2 separate regions of the Homo sapiens genome follow, and region 1 is linked to region 2. Evidence: chromatin contacts called from ENCODE Hi-C or POLR2A ChIA-PET data. All regions are on one chromosome and are shown on one strand. The core of a region is the stretch at or near the end of the contact, and the rest is flanking DNA. Distances in the headings are between cores, read along the strand shown. Region 1 overlaps ZNF341 (zinc finger protein 341). Region 2 overlaps CBFA2T2 (CBFA2/RUNX1 partner transcriptional co-repressor 2).

What was found. Hi-C counts contacts between places; a loop is a spot of excess contacts on that map. ChIA-PET counts read pairs that join two places held with the same protein, here RNA polymerase II (POLR2A). Pooled maps may share reads with other maps.
Region 1: a loop to region 2 is called in a pooled map, with 6 times the contacts of the local background. The contact joins two enhancer-like sites. A Hi-C loop is called at or near these places in 3 of 37 single-sample maps with no recorded cell type and 3 of 50 pooled maps. POLR2A ChIA-PET finds 5 or more read pairs at or near these places in 3 of 52 experiments (AG04449, CD8-positive, alpha-beta memory T cell and H1).

The regions. Positions count from the first base shown.
Region 1 is chr20:33,774,463-33,780,550 of GRCh38, reverse strand. The region is part of intron 10 of ZNF341 (zinc finger protein 341); the gene reads right to left. Among named protein-coding and RNA genes, the nearest start is that of ZNF341-AS1, 34 kb to the left of the region's middle. RefSeq lists enhancers at 1,194-1,488, 1,524-1,813 and a silencer at 1,904-1,953. Within about 2 kb of position 2,375, at least 11 of the 41 ENCODE cell types and tissues checked have a DNase peak (open chromatin) inside an H3K27ac peak, as active enhancers do.
Region 2 is chr20:33,602,629-33,608,199 of GRCh38, reverse strand. It overlaps CBFA2T2 (CBFA2/RUNX1 partner transcriptional co-repressor 2), which reads right to left. Exons shown (of 11, transcript NM_001032999.3): 2 at 1,101-1,244. Among named protein-coding and RNA genes, the nearest start is that of C20orf144, 57 kb to the left of the region's middle. RefSeq lists a silencer at 1,542-1,591. Within about 2 kb of position 1,844, at least 3 of the 41 ENCODE cell types and tissues checked have a DNase peak (open chromatin) inside an H3K27ac peak, as active enhancers do.

The DNA.
Region 1 (6,088 bases), core at 1,126-3,625, 170 kb before region 2:
CTGTAATCCCAGCTACTCAGGAGACTGAGTCAGGAGAATCACTTAAACCCAGGAGGCGGAGGTTGCAGTGAGCCGAGATCGCACCACTGCACTCCAGCCTGGGCGGCAGAGTGAGACTCTGTCTCAAAAAAGAAACAAAAAAAAAAAGTAAGTCAGACCATGCCACACCATTGCTTAACCCACCTCCCACCTTGGCCTACAAGGCCCTGTGGTCTGACCCACTCCCACCTCTCAGACCTCATCCTTCTCCTTTCTCCACCTCACTCACTCTGCTCTGGCCACCCTGGCCTCCTTGACCTACCTTGAACACACCAGGCTCATTCCCACCTCAGGGCCTTGGCACTGGCTGTTCCTGTTCCCCGGAACACTCTTCCCCAAGTCTTCCCCAGGCAGTGCCTTCTCATCCTTCATATCTCAGCTCAAATGTCACCTCCCCAAAGAGGCCCTCCTGGCCACCCTGTCTCAAGTTGCCCCCCACGATGCACTCCCAGTCACTCCCTATTACATCACTCAGTTTTATTTTCTTCTTACCACTTCTTACCTGGAATTATTTATTATTTGCTTACTTGGTTATTGTCTGTCTCCTCCACTAGCAAGTGGTCCCTGTTCCAGATACCACATCTTGCCCATTCACAAGCTGCTCCCAGCACCAGTGAGAACTTGTTACATTAAAGAGTCAGACAGATGGGGATCCAAGCCCAGCGCCTTCCCATTTCTGACCTGCTGGGCCTCCTCATTCAAAATATGGGGTGTGAGTCCCAAACAGACCTGCCTGTCACTCATTCTTACAATTGTCACATGGCTGGATGCAGTGCCTCATGCCTGTAATCCCAGCACTTTGGGAGGCTGAGGTGGGCAGATCACCTGAGGTCAGGAGTTCAAGACCAGCCTGGCCAATACGGTGAAACCCTGTCTCTACTAAAAATACAAACATTAGCCAGGCGTGGTGGCACCTGCCTGTAACCCCAGCTACTCAGGAGGCTGAGGCAGGAGAATCACTTGAACCTGGGAGATGCAGGATGCAGTGAGCTGAGATCACGCTACTGCACTCCAGCCTGGGCGACACAGTGAGACTCCATCTCAAAAAAAAAAAAAAAAAAAAGGGAGATTGTCACAGAGTCTGACATAGTTTGTATCTGTGTCCCCACCTAAATCTCATGTTGAACTATAATCCCCAGTGCTGGAGGTGAGTTCTGGTGGGAGGTGATTGGATCATGGGGGTGGATTTCTCATGAATGGTTTAGGACCATCCCCTTGGTGCAGTCCTCAGGATAGTGAGTGAGTTCTCATGAGATCTAGCTGTTTAAAAGTGTATGGCGCCTCCCTCTCTCTCTATCTGGCTCCTGCTCTGGCCATGTGACATGTCTACTTCCCCTTCTCCTCCTGCCATGAGTAAAAGCCTCCTGAGGCCTCCCCAGTGGCAGATCTGCTAGCTCAGACACTATGCTTCCTGTACAGCCTGCTGAACCGTGAGTCAAATAAGCCTCTTTTCTTATAAATTACCCAGTCTCAGGTATTTCTTTATAGCAGTGCAAGAATGGCCTAATACAGAGTCAAAAAACACAACTGTGCCAAACAGCTCATAAACATGTCCTCACAACAGCAGTCTCAGGCCACCAACCACTCTGAAGGGAGAAAAGACACCACCATCTCCCCATCATGAAAACATGTGCCAGCTAAGGAAGAAAGGGTATTATCAGACAAAAAAAGAAAAGAAAAAAGAAAACATTTGCCAGCATATTGACCTATTTACAATGAGTTATCAGTGAGGAATGTCACAGGTAGGTGAACAATTCAAAGCAAAAACCAAAAGGCAGGCTGTGTAGAGTACTGCCTGTGGGAAACCCCAGGCAGGCTGCACCTGCGAAGGGCCCAGGGGAGCCCCATAGACCGCACTCTGAAACTACACACTAGCCAGGCGCACTCTGAAACCACACACTAGCCAGGCGCGGTGGCTCATGCCTGTAATCCCAGCACTTTGGGAGGCCGAGGTGGGCGGATCACTTAAGGTCAGGAGTTCGAGACCAACCTGGCCAACATGGAGAAATGCCGTCTTTACTAAAAATACAAAAATTAGCCAGGTGTGGTGGCTCACACCTGTAATCCCAGCTACTCAGGAGGCTGAGGCACAAGAATCACTTGAACCCAGGAGGGCAGAGGTTGCGGTGAGCCAAGATCATGCCACTGCACTTCAGCCTGGGTGACGGAGAGAGACTCTGTCTCAAAAAAAATAAAAAAAGAAAAGAAAAAGAAAGAAGCCACATACTAAATGCCTCCAGGCAGCAAGAAAGGGAAGGTGGGGTGGGAGCAGAGGTACCAGGAGGGCAGAGACTTAACTAGCTGGTGAGATGGGAAAGGACAGAATCTCACATGCTTCAGGGGCTGGGTTTGGGGGAGACATAGATTTGTGTCAGAGATTGTTTACCAATAGCCAGGAAAATTAAAATCTCCTGCCAGAAACAGCACCTGAATTAAGTCATCCAAGGTAACATCACCAGTAATAGAGCAAATCAACATCACATGCCTCCTGATATGACACACGGAGGAGGACACAGTATTTGTTGTGACATTCCTGACAAAAGTGCATGACCTGAATTTAATCATAGGGTAAAATCAGGCAAACCCAAACTGAGGACATTCTACAGAATAACCTGTCTATACTCTTCAGAAATATCAAGGTCTCGAAGACAAAGACAGAAGGAGGAACTGTTCCAGCTTATAGGACACAAGAGAGACGAGAGAGACATGACAACTGAATTCAACATGTGATTCTGGTTCAAAAAAACCTTTTTTTTCTTTTTCTCTAAAGCATGTTATTGGAACAATTGGAAAATTCTGAGTAAGGCCTGTAATTAGATAATAGAATTGTACTGATATTAACTTCCTGATTTCTTTTTCTTCTTTTTTTTTTTTTTTGAGACAAGAGTCTCGCTCTGTCACCCAGGCTGGAGTGCAGTGGCCCGATCTCGGCTCACTGCAACTTCCGTCTCCCAGGTTCAAGGGATTCTCCTGCCTCAGCCTCCCAAGTAACTGGGAATACAGGTGCCCGCCACCACACCCAGCTAATTTTTATAATTTAGTAGATACGGCATTTCGCCATGTTGGCCAGGCTGGTCTCGAACTCCTGACTTCAGGTGATCCGCCCACCTCAGCCTCCCAAAGTGTTGGGATTACAGGTGTGAGCCACCGCACCTGGCCTGATTTTTTTTTTTTTTTTTTTTTTTTTTTGAGATAGGGTCTCACTCTGTCCTTCAGGCGGGAGTGCAGTGGTGCGATCTCAGCTCACTGCAACCTGTACCTCCCGGGCTAAAGCAATTCTTCTGCCTCAGCCTCCTGAGCAGCTGAGACCACAGGCATATGCTACCATACCCACCTCTTTTTTTTTTTTTTTTTTTTTTTGGTAAAGACGGGGTTTTGCCACGTAGTCCAGGTTGGTCTCAAACTTCTGGGCTCAAGCAATCTGTCTACCTCAGCCTCCCAAAGTGCTGGGATTACAGGCATGAGCCACCGCACAGAGCCCAACTTCCTGATTTTGGTAACTATAGTATATTGCCCTTATGGAAGAGGTTATCCTTGTTTTTAGGAAATACAGGCCAGGTGTGATGGCTTACGCCTGTAATCCCAGCACTTTGGGAAGGCCAGGCAGGAGGATCACTTGAGGCCAGGAGTTCAAGACCAGCCTGGGCAACACAGTAAGACCCTGTCTCTACAAACAAACAAACAAACAAATTTACCTAGGAGTGATGGCGCCTGCCTGTAGTCCTAGCTACTGGGGAGGCTGAGGCAAGGCGACCACACCTGTGAATAGCTGATGCACTCTAGACTGGACAACACAGTGAGACTCTGTCTCTAAAAAAATAAAAATTGGCCAGGTGTGTGGCTCACGCCTATAATCCCAGACCTTTGGGAGAACAAGGCAGGTGGACCGCTTGAGCCCAGGAGTTCCAGACCAGTCTGGTCAACATGGTGAAATTCCATCTTTATAAAAAATAAAAAATTAGCCAGGCCTGGTGGCACACACCTGTGGTCCCAGCTACTCAGGAGGCTGAGCTGGAGGATTGCTTGAGCCCCGGAGGCGAAGGCTGCAGTGAGCTGTGATCATGCTACTGTGCTCTAGCCTGGGTGACAGAGTGAGATCCTGTCTCAAAAAAAAAAAAAGGCCAGGTGCAGTGGCTCATGCCTGTAATCCCAGCACTTTGGGAGGCCAAGGTAGGAGGATCACTTGAGCCCAGGAATTTGAGACAAGCCTGAGCAATATGGCGAAACCCTGTTTCTACAAAAAGTTTAAAAAAAAAAATCAGATGGGCATGGTGGTGCATGCTTGTAGTCCCAGCTACCCAGGAGGCTGAGGTGGGAGAATCACCTGAGACTGGGGAGGTCAAGGGTCAAGGCTGCAGTGAGCCATGATCATGCCACTGCTTTCCAGCCTTGGTGATGGAGTGAGACCCTGTCTCTAAACAAAAAATTAATTAATTAATTATATTAAAATTAAAATACATACATAAGTTAAATTCATGAAACAAAGGAAAGCTTTAAAACACATATATTGAAGGCCAGGCATGGTGGCTTATGCCTGTAATCCTAGTACTTTGGGAGGCTGAGGAGGGTGGATTGCTTGAGCCTTGGAGTTCTAGGCCAGCCTGGGCAATATAGCAAGACCCTGTCTCTACAAAAAATACCAAAATTAGCTGGCAGTGGTGGCACACACCTGTAGTCCCAGCTACTCAGGAGGCTGAGGGGGATGGATTGTTTGAGCCAGGGAAGTCAAGGCTACAGCAAGCCATGATTGTGCCACTGTACTCCAGCCTGGGTGACTGAGCAAGATCCTGTCTCAAAAATCAATCAATCAATAATAAAATTATGACAAAATAAGAGGTTTACAAAGAACACTTTTCGAACATGATTGCCCGTGATATGGGGAAGTGGGTCACAGTGGATGGAGAATTCCTGTTCACTCTATGTCCTGTGATAGTTTTACAATATTGCACTGTATACATATAGTTTTTGAAGTAGATAATTAATCTTTAAAAAAAAAAAAAAAAGGCCGGGCACGGTGGCTCACACCTGTAATCCTAGCACTTTGGGAGGCCGAGGTGGGTAGATCACGAGGTCAGGGATCGAGACCATCCTGGCTAACATGGTGAAACCCCGTCTCTACTAAAAATACAAAAAATTAGCGGGGCATGGTGGCAGGTGCCTTGTAGTCGCAGCTACTAGAAAGGCTGAGGCAGGAGAATCACTTGAACCTGGGAGGCGAAGGTTGTAGTGAGCTGAGATCCTGCCATTGCACTCCAGCCTGGGCAACAGAGCGAGACTCCATCTCAAAAAAAAAAAAAAACAAAACCCTTTCAACTCTGACCTGCAAAATCACTTCTAGGAACTTAGAAAAGAGCAAAGATGTACTTCCGAAGTTGTTCCCTGTATAATTGTTATACTGATGACAAACTGAAAATAACCTCACTAACCAACAATGGGAGATGACAGAAGTAAATCACAGTACACCATGCACAATGGAATACAAAGTAGCTGTTTAAAGAATGAGGCAGGTCTATTGTTGCTGAAATGCAAAGATGTCCATATTACTGATGTTTTTGTTTTTCCCCGAGACAGGGTCTCACGAGTGCAGTGGCATGATCACGGCTCACTGCAGCCTTGAACTCCTGGACTCAAGCAATCCAGCTCAGCCTCCCAAGTAACTGGGACTACAGGCACATGCCACCATGCCTGGCTAATTTTTGTATTTTTTGTACAGGCAAGGTTTCATCATGTTGCTCAGGCTGGTTTTGAACTCCTGGCCTCAAGTGATCTGCCTGCCTCGGCCTCCCACAGTGCTAGGATTACAGGCATAAGCCACCATGCCCAGCTATATTACTGTTTTAAGTGAAAAAGTTTTAAGTGATAAAACCACATGTGCAGTGATCCCATTAAATCAGTCTGTTTGTTGGACATTGCGCTACAGGAAGACAGTGTGATGAATTTTCACCAAATTCAGTGACTCTATTTGGCATCACCTGACTCAAATATAGTCTGTGATATTTATATCTGTATCCATATCTGTAAACATATTTATTACACATATATGCCAAAG
Region 2 (5,571 bases), core at 595-3,094:
ATCAAGACACTTGTGTGCATGTATGTATACTAGTTTATTTGGGGTTCTTTTGGTGATTATAGATATATAGGACTGAAATTGTTGAGTTACAGGGCACGTGGAAATTCAGCATTAGTGCAAACTGCCAATTTCCAAAAGATGTACTAAATTACACTCCAACCAGCATTGTATGAGTGTTCAAGTTGCTCCATACATCCTCACCAAAACTTGGTATCATTTTGAACATCCTGGTGGGTGTATAATGGTACTGTATTGGGTGTTAGTTTGCATTTCCTTGATGGTTAGTGAAGTTGAATATATTGTTACATATATTATTAGCTAACATAATGGTTATGGACTGAATTCTGCCCGAGCCTTGGCCAAATTCATACATTGAAGTCTTACCCCTTGTACCTCAGAATAGGACTATATTTGGAGATACTTTGAAGAGTTCATTAAGGTTAAAAGAGGTATTATGAGTAGTCCCTAATCCAATATGATTATTATCCTTAAAGGCAGGGGAAGAGACACCAGGGACGCAAAATGGAGGAAAGACCATGTGAGGATATGGCAAGAAGGCAACCATCTACAAGGCCCAGGTAAAACCAAACCTGCCAATACCTTGATCTTTACATTCTTGCCTCCAGAACTGTGAAAAAGTGAATAAAAATAAATTGTTTAAACCATCCAGTCTGTGGTATTTCATTATGGCAGCCCTAGTAAACAAATACAACAATATTCTCTTTTGTAAAAAGTCTTACCATGACAGCACTGGAACATTTTTAGAATTCTATAATTTTAGAAAACTTACTTGGAATCCCATAAGGCAATATAATAATTTAAATTCATTATTGTTAGAGTCAAAGAAATAAAAATAGTTACCAGCCAAAGAATATGAAAACAAAATATTTAAACAACTAAATATCCAAATAAGCTAAGTATTATTCTCAGAGGGTAAAAGTAATTTATAAAAGAAACAACCAGAAATATATATCTGTGTCTATATTTTCAATAGTACTTTGAAAACACTGAATAATATATGTGGAACGCTTCATACAAGTCAGTCACTTAGATCCAAATGTCACTCTGAACTACAAACATAAGTAACTAAGAGGTCTCACATGCAGTAGGAGTGAAGGACACTGGCCTCGGTCCTCCAGGATTTATTGGTGGGAGGGGTGGCATGGTGGGAGGTGAGGATCTGGACTGTATCTTCACTTCCACAGGCGATCCAGGCATCGCTGGCACCCTTTTCTCAGGACCAACTGCAGAGAATCAGAGAAATGGAGGTTAGGGTTTTCTAAAAGTTTGCAAAAACAGACAACAATTTGAAATACCAACATACTTCCCTAGAGGACTGCTTGGTATAATAGGCTGAATAGTGACCCCCTAAAAGATATGTCCACATCCCAACATCTGGAACTGTGAATGTTACCTGATTTGGCAAAAGGGTCTTTGAAGATATCATTAAGTTAAAAATCTTGAGAGGATGAGATCATCCTAGATTGTCTGGGTGGGCTCTAAATCCAATCTGAATGGTGTCCTTAAAGAAGGGATGAGACACAGACACAGAGACATACACAGAGGGAAGCCAAAGAGAGGACAGTCACACCAAGTGGCGACAGAGGCAGGGACTAGAGTGACACATCTATACACCGAGGAATGCCAAGGAGTGCCAGCAACCAGCAAGCCAGGAGGGAGAAGGGGACACATTTGTCCTCTGAAACCCCGGGAAGGAATCAACCTTGCTGATACCTCAATTTTGGGCCTCTGGCTTTCTGAACTGTGAGAGAATGAATTTCTATTGTCTTAAGCCACTCAGTTAGTGGTACTTTGTTACTTCAACCCTAGGAACTAAAATGAGGAAACAAGGTCAAGAGGTGATGTGAACTGAAAGTTAGCAGTCTTTAGATAGTGGCTGAGAAAGGAAGAAACCAGGTTACAAATATAGCTTACCTCAAATGCATTTTCTTTAACTTCTCCTTATAAATGAATCAAATTATTAGGGGTGAAAAAGCTAACATGGGAACTATCTAGACTTAGGCCTCAACTGCAAGACATGAAAAGAAAATCAATCAGTTATATATAAATCAATATTAATAGGCTGGGCACGGTGGCTCATGCCTGTAAACCTAGCACTTTGGGAGGCTGAGGCGGGTGGATCACCTAAGGTCAGGAGTTTGAGATCAGCCTGGCCAACATGGTGAAACCCTGTCTCTACTAAAAATATAAAAATTAGCTGGGTGTGGTGGTGGGCACCTGTAGTCCCAGTTACTCAGGAGGCTGAGGCAAGAGAATCGCTTGAACCTGGGAGGCGGAGGTTGCAGTGAGCCAAGATCATGCCACTGCACTCTAGCCTGGGTGACAGAGCGACTCTGTCTTAAAAAAAAAAAAATCACCATTAATAATGATGTACTAAATTATATATATACATATCAACTACATCAAGTAGGAAAAAAGAGGGAGTCAACCTCTCTGACCTCAAACATGTAAATGTCATTCATGCTATACATTGTTCAAAAAGATGAAAAGTAGAGCTGAGTCTACATGAAGCAGAGGCTACTTCATCTATGGGAACAATTAATAATAGGCAGTTGTTTGATAATACTAAATGGCAACAAAATTCCAGAAAGATAAATTAGATAAACTTCATGATGCTGCAATTAGGTAGGTCTGAGCTAACAGGAATCAGACTTGATACCAATGAGTAATATTCTAATATATCTAACAAGTTATTTTTCCCTATCAAAGAGAACTTGTTACATACTTAGTTAATAATACGACCAGGGTTACCATAATCACCTTTAAATTGAGCTATGTTCCTCACAGTAATTCTAAGCTTTTCACTTAAGTACCAGCCATTCATTCTCCAATAACTGCTGAATTCAAATTAAAGTGTAAAAAATGGGGAGCAAAGGCTCAAATAAGAAGGTAAAGTCCAAGTTTTCCTTCTGTGAGAGCACAGCTATAAAGACAATACATACAAGAGTGTTCACGATCCTGGCAACAAGGAACATTTTTGTGCATTGATGGGACACAATGGTATTTGTAGAAAAGTATCTCCAAATACCATTTTTATGCTTCAGTTTGCAGTGGCCACACTTGGGAAAGGGATATAATAAAGTCAATCAAGAAAGCAATGCCCCCAAGTTACAAATCCCCTGACAAAAATGTGCAGTTCTCAGAACCATGTGGGCAACACTCTGCCAGCCCTTCCCATTTCTCTGTTCAGGACATTTTCTTTGTGAAATTGATGGTCGTCCTGTCTGATTAGTGGACTAATGAGCTGTTGCGCTTGCCTTTTCTTCCTGACAGTATTTTCTCAATGCCCTTCAGAGAACAGTTGACACATTTCCAGCTCTTCCATCTGGGGCCCAGCTTTCTGGAAGGGTAGGGGAGAAGGAAAGGAAGGAACTGACAGTTGTCTCGCACTGTAATGTGTTGTGTACAGTGTGCAACAACCTAGAGGGAGCTTTTCTTCAGACCACCTGGCTCTATAGCAAGGGTGCCAAAGACTTGAGGAAGGCTTAGCAGTGAGATGAGTTTTAACAGTCAGCACTTGGCAGAATAAAAAAGTTAGAGCAGCCCAAATGCAGAACGCTGAACTCTGTGCTCTTACCAACCAAAAGCTTTGATAGTGGGCCAAACCCAGCCACTAGAGAACTGTTTACAGATTGATACTTTTCATTTCACCACCCAAAACCTACAACACTAGTGTTTCTTCATGTTTCAAGTGAATGAAGCAGAAAAAGCACAGGTATGAAGACTGAGAGATTCCGTGTGAATTCTCATTCTGTTACAATGCAAGTGAATTTCACCAATTCATTTCACCTTTCTAGGCCTCATTTTCAACATATGTAAAATGAGTGACAGTAAGACCTACCTGTCAGGAAACATGTAATGATTAAAGATGATGCCTAAATCACTGCAAGGTATACAGAAGGTGCTTAATTAACAGGAATGATGATTAGAAGATAGAAATCCTGGTGTCAAATTCTGGACATACTATTAACTAGGTATGTGACCTTGACCAAGTTAATATTAACATCTGTTTTCTGTGGAAAATAGGTATACTATCAACAATTTATCCATGGAAACTCAGAGATAATGTATGGAATGATCCAAGAATTAATAGCTGCAAAATCACCAAGCACAATGTAAAGTGGCATTTTTGATGGAAGCTGGGTGGCATGAATGCCCTTCATGGAGTGAGATCTATCCAAGTGGTTTACAAGGTGACAAATTCAGCAGTTGCTCAGATGATGGGAAAGGGTATGTTCCAAAGTAGGCATTTTAACCCTCTGCCTGGGGTCACAGGATTATAGTAAGTCCCTGTAGGAAGAAGGCTATGACATGCCTTTATGTCATCCTAGTTATGGTGACTTCCTTTTTGAATTTTTATGAAAATGATAGTTATGTGCTATATTCTAGCTGGATCCCATTAAAGAATCAACCATATATTGAACTCTCTTCTATCTTGGAGAACCTTAAATAGAGTTGAAGAAGAAATTCTTTTCCCTCAATTGTGGCTTAAGTCCATAAACACCATTGCTTAGCATATCAAACAGCCATAAAGATTTAGTCCCAGGAAGTCAAAATAACCCTTGGTTTTGTCATAAGGGTCCAACTCAATTTCAAATTCAAAGTAACTGACAATTTAGTCACCCTATGAGTTTGTGTTTTGATTATTCTGAATATATTTGTATACGTGTATTAAAAATAAATGCATGTGTGCATATATATGTATGTATATATTAAAAAATAAAACCCAGATATGACAGCATGCATTTCCAAAATGACTTATGGTTCAACACCTAAACCATGGGAAGCCAAAGAACTTGATGAGTCAAAATGGAAAAGTATGTCTGAATAATTTCTTCACTGTGTGCAATTTGCTAAGGATATCCTGAAAACAGAAAACAGATGAAAGAATAAAGTAATAAACAGTTCTCTGTGTGATAGCAGTGATATTTTTTCCTACATAGGAATTTAAAGAATCAAAGATGAAACTAAAGAGTAGAACTATCCTGTAGCTCCACAGGAAAGTAACACTGAACACCCAGCAGTCTTCCTCTTATCTGCAGTTTCAGTTTCCACGGTTTCAGTTACCTACAGTCACCCAAAGTCCAAAAATATCAAATGGAAAATTTCAGAAATAAACAATTCATAAGTTTTAAATTGAGCACCGTACTGAATAGTGTGATGAAATCTCACACCATCCCACCTGGGATGTGAATCATCCCTTTGTCCAGAGTATACACTACCCGACCATAAGTCACTTAGTAGCCATCTCGGTTACCATCAGATGAACTGTCATGGTTTTGCAGTGCTTGTGGTCAAGTAACCCTGATTATTAGTTAATAATGGCCCCAAAGTAAAAGAGGAGTGATGCTGGCAATTCGGACACACCAAAGTGAAGCTGTAAAGTACTAAGTGAAAAGGCAGAAGTTCTTGACTTCGTAAGGAAAGAAAAAATTCCTATGCTGAGGTTGCTGACATCTACTGTAAGAAGGAAAAAGACGTTTGTGCTCATTTTGCTGTTGCATCTCATAGGCTCAGTTACAGTCCAAAAGGAATGTATGTAGGGTTCAA